2 separate regions of the Homo sapiens genome follow, and region 1 is linked to region 2. A link is a loop called in an ENCODE intact Hi-C map of the cell type or tissue named here. Cell type or tissue: testis. All regions are shown on one strand.

What was found. Hi-C counts contacts between places; a loop is a spot of excess contacts. Peaks named below come from ENCODE experiments on the same cell type or tissue, not always from the same donor. Only the 100,000 strongest peaks of a DNase experiment are listed, where the experiment ranks them.
Region 1: it touches region 2 in a loop (4-fold over the local background); 12 of 110 quality-filtered maps call a loop at or near these places.

Annotation. Positions count from the first base shown.
Region 1 is chr15:86,923,864-86,926,363 of GRCh38, forward strand. It overlaps a transcript of AGBL1 not described here. Among named protein-coding and RNA genes, the nearest start is that of AGBL1-AS1, 610 kb to the left of the region's middle. In testis, no CTCF peak of the experiment used is centred here; no DNase peak of the experiment used is centred here.
Region 2 is chr15:88,273,213-88,275,712 of GRCh38, forward strand. No RefSeq gene overlaps it. Among named protein-coding and RNA genes, the nearest start is that of NTRK3, 18 kb to the left of the region's middle. RefSeq lists enhancers at 1,339-1,839, 1,840-2,340. In testis, a CTCF peak has its summit at 1,528 (motif pointing left); a DNase peak (open chromatin) is centred at 1,509.

The DNA of each region.
Region 1 (2,500 bases), 1.3 Mb before region 2:
GTGACAGAATCAAGATTTAAAGCCATGTGATTTGGACGAAAATCCTCTACTTTTCCCATGAGGCCATGATATCATTACACCTTCCTGGAGCCATTACTCTAGATAATACATCAAAATAAAATATTCATAGCATATATACATACAAAAGCAGTCTCCATAAATACGTGTCAATTATTTTACTTCATTTGCCCACAAGTTTTAAGTTATGAAGCAATCTTTAAATGGAAAGCCTAGATAAAATGTCTATTCATGCATATTCACAGATGCACATGTATGCATGCACACATACATGTGCACACACACAGGGATGCATACACACATGCTCATACACACAAATGTTTGCATCACGATAGATTGGCTGGTAAGTGCCACACACAAGTTCTGCCTGAAAGGACATTGTGATCCTAATGGTACAATGAATGGTCTTATTGGCAAGGACATAGAGAATTTTTAATCCCATTTAGGGTAGAAAGGTGTGTAATCTTAGCAGAATGCTTTGAGGCTCAATTTTATTGCAAGGATGCCCAGACCTCATTGATTTGGTTTATAGTCAGCAAATTACTTTGAAGTACAGCCGTGTTAGTTGTAATATTAGCTATTGAAAAGCTCTATGTCAATTCCTCTGTTAATCATGACCTGGAAAGTATAATGAATGTGGAGGGTGCTCAGCAGGCATATTGTTTGTCCAGGTTCTCAGCTTATTCTCTGTTTGGGAGAGAAAGACGACAGCTCTGAAACCTATAATCTTTCAGAAGTGGGAAGCAGAGAGGGAATTGTGGTGGGGAAGGTACCACAAGATTGTTCGTAGGTTCCCTTCATAACTTGGACATCACTTTTTGGCAGCGGATAGTTTCCATGTGCACGATAAGAATCATTACATTTTGCTACTCTGTGTCTCTCAAACTTTGGCCACATAAAAATCACCTGGGTGATCAGGTGCGGTAACTCACACCTGTAATCCCAGCACTTTGGGAGGCTGAGGAGGGTGGATCACAAAGTCAGGAGATTGAGACCATCCTGGCTAACATGGTGAAACCCCGTCTCTACTAAAAATACAAAAAATTAAATTAAAAAATTTAAAAATTAAACTTAGCTGGGCATGGTGGTGGGCACCTGTAGTCCCAGCTAATCGGGAGGCTGAGAAAGGAGAATCGCTTGAACCCGGGAGGTGGAGGTTGCAGTGAGCCGAGACTGCACCACTGCACTCCAGCCTGTGTGACAGAGTGAGACTCTGTCAAGAAGAAGAAGAAGAAGAAGAAGAAGAGGAAGAGGAAGAGGAAGAGGAGGAGGAGGAGGAGGAGGAGGAAGAGGAAGAGGAAGAGGAAGAAAAGAAGAAAAGAAGAAGAAAAGAAGAAGAAAGAAGAACCTGAACCTGGGTGGCTTGTTAAAACAGAGAGCTAAGCCCCAATCCTGGTGATTGATTGGGGAGGTATATGGTAGAGTCTAATAATTTGCATCTCTTAGAAGTTCATAAATCATGCTGATACTGCTGGTCCAAGGAACACCCTTTGAGAACTGCTGTCCTAACAGACATGGTGTGTAATTATAGGGCAAAGAAGAAGCATTAGTTTCCTTCAAGAAAATATGATACTGATAATCAGGAAGCTTTTTCTATTAATAACACCAGTCCTAAGTATTTTTCTTCTGTTCCAACGTCAGTGCTCTCCTTTATATCTCAGAGAATGTAGAGAGCTTCTATGCATTACACAGATGCTCATATTACTATCTCAAGCCTTGTTCTTATGTAAGCAAAGTAGCTGTCCACCAAATAGGTGCTGACAGGCTTCCTCTCATTGATGGGAGTTTTTCTTCTTTTCTTCTTTTCTTTTTTTCTTTTTTCTTTTTCTTTTTCTTTTCTTTTTTTTTTTTTTTATTTTTTATTTTTGAGACAGAGTCTCACTCTGTCACCCAGGCTGGAGTGCAGTGGCGCCATCTCGGCTCACTGCAACCTCCACCTCCCAGGTTCAAGCCATTCTCCTGTCTTAGCCTCCCAAGTAGCTGGGACTACAGGCGCCCGCCACCATGCCCGGCTAATTTTCTGTATTCTTAATAGAGACGGGGTTTCACTGTGTTAGTTACGATGGTCTCAATCTCCTGACCTTGTGATTCACCCGCCTCAGCCTCCCAAAGTGCTGGGATTATAGGTGCGAAAAGGAGAGTCTGGATCAGGGAAAGCAGGAGAACACTAACCTATAGGAGAAGGAAAACGTCAATATCTGCTTCATCTCCTCTCCTTTCCTTCCATTACCTTTTCCCTCCACGTTCCTTTCATGTTTCTCCCCTATTCCTTTTGCCCCTGTCATTTTCTTCTCTTTAGGTCTGTAAGCCTCTGTCTATCCTCTCCTTTCTATCTGCTGCAGATGAAAAGAAGTTATTGTGGAGGATTGCCAACTTCCATCTCCATGACTTTACTTCGTCTTACATTATCCTCACTACATAAATCTTTTCTGAACAAAATGAATGCCATTCGTTCTGGTCCTAGAAACTTATTGAGACTTTG
Region 2 (2,500 bases):
CTAGAACTGAATGGAACCTTCCAAGAGTGGTTAACCAGAGCCGACTGCAGCTCAGACCCTTATTCTAAACACTCTTGCAACACTAATTTATTGTTGTGGCCCTCCCATTCCATGGCTAACTCGTATCATTAAGAAGCCCTAGAGTCTTCATAACTCTAAAGCCATGCCTCCTAAATCCAGTTGGCTTTTGGGGCAGAACTTTACTTTTATCCCTGTTACACGGTGCCTTGTTGACTCATCCCTCCATCCTTGTCTGTACAGATCTTTAGGGATCCTCAGAATTACCTAACCCTTCCCAATTCCATGTCAGCTGCACATCTGATTAGCCTGCTTATTCTCAATAAAACTGCACATTCTTTAGAGTTTGAGTCTTAGGCAGGGAAAAATAGTTTTAGAGGAACAAACGCCCCCCCCCACCCCCCGCCCCCGCCAACCAGGTTACTTCAATGCTTGTTCATTTCCCTGCCTAGATAACATCCCCTCTCTCTGCACACTGAGCCCAGCAGCCCAGGTCCTGCCCAACAGAGCTCCTTTTTTATTTTCTGACTGGTCAACCCCAAAAGTCCAACCATTTTCCCGAGCTCTGCATGCCTGGAAGCTAAGTCCAAAGTCCCTGAGCTCCAGTGTCCAGGCTATATGTCATTCCTCTTCTTTGTAGATATGGGAAGATTTCTTTGCAGACATGAGGAAGTTTCTTGACTTAGAAAGATGTACCTGGTCCACTGTGGGCATGCAGTGAATGTTCATCAAATGAAAGGAAAATAAGCACCTTCCATATATATGTGTGAAGTTCTGAATTCGGCATTGGCCTCAAGAAGGCTTCAATGTTCATCCTTTCCACTGGGCCATCCCTAAAATCCTTAAGCAGAGGGACTACCTCTGTACTTAAAGATCTCCAAACAGAAAGATAGCACATTCTCTTTACAGCCAGTAGAAACTATTGAGCTCATCTCTCCATTGACTCATTCACTTGCTAACTCATTTATTGAGCACATGCTATGCGCCAGGCCTTGAGTAGGCACTGGGGATACAGAAGTGATTATAAAATGACCTCCAGGAGCTGACAGTCTACTGAGGAAGGCAGCCATGGAAACAGTGCTTCTGTCACGTATAATGTGCCCCCAGTGTGGTGAAGCATTAATAAAACTTGTCATGAGCGCCCACAGGCAAGGGTCAACCCCTGCTTGGAAGAGATGATATTTGGGCAAAGGTGGAAACAAGTGCCTGTAATCCAGTTCCTCCAATCTCCTTGGGGAGGAAAAGGTAAGGTAGGTTCTCTTTTCAACCTGTTTCCAATTCCTAGTGGGGAACAAACCTATAAGGGCCACAAGCCTGAGTGAAGAGAAACTACTGAGTTCTCCCATCCCCTCCAGTGTCCTGAATCAGCGTGCAAGTCTGTGTTTCCTTACATCTCTCCCAAAAGAGCTGGGTGGCAAGCTGAGCCCTTTGCTGCAAGTGAGGGCTGCAGTTTGCACATCCAAGGCCCCAGATGGGCCTTGGCTGGCATCTAGCACCACCTACTGGCCACGGAAGGAAAAGCAAAGGTCCAGCTGCCACCTCTCCCCCAGGGCTCCTGCAGTCACGCCTTGCCTGGATGCTGCATCCCTTCACACCCTGATTATCACCCTGGAGCCCCATCTCGCCACCCAAGGGCAGAGGGCAAACTTCAAAGGTGACACAGACACTCTGAAGGAAACAAGAGGCCACAAAGCCAGCTGGAGCAGGCAGACACAGGGACAGAATCTGTGCCCTGGAGCCTGAGGGGCAGGCTGAGAGGGCGGAGCAGGATGGGGCCTGAGAAAGAGGTCAAAAAGGGACAGCAGCACAGTGAATGACAGTCAGAACCAAGCAGTGGAGACACGGAAGATGCTGGAGGGTTCTATGGAATCTTCCTGGAGAAGGACCTGAGGTCCCAGAAAGGAGTCACATTCCGGCCCCAGCAGGTCAGGTGCTGAGGCTGCCCTCATCCTAGACAATGTCACCCTTCTTGTACCCAGGTGCTTCCAGGCAGCTCCTCCCAGCCCTCTGACCTCCACGAGCGGCACTTGCCCAGGGCTGCTCCCAGCACTGCAGCTGGAGCCAGGACACACCCTTCTTGGTGCCCAGCTCAGCTCCAGCTCGTCTTAGTCGGGAGACAGCCATGAAGACTGGAAAGAGACAAAGGGAGAAGGAACAGAGGTGAGGGTTTCAGCATAAGCTGATATTACATGAATCACATATAGAGTTCCTGATGTAAGATTAAATTGCAATTAAGCATCCTTCAATTTTGAATCACTGGCTCAGGGATTTCTGCTTAAAAGATAGCTTCCTGGGCACTGGCAGAAGCTGACATCCCTGATAGTCCACGCTCCCTCCTTTTTCAGGGGCTACAAACAGGGGCCCATGGAGAAGCACATGGAGCTTCAGGTAAAATTTTGGGCTTTGGAATCAGACACACCAGCTGTTGACTTGGGCGAGTCACTTAACATCTCTGAGCCTTGCGCTCCTCTGAAAAATAAGG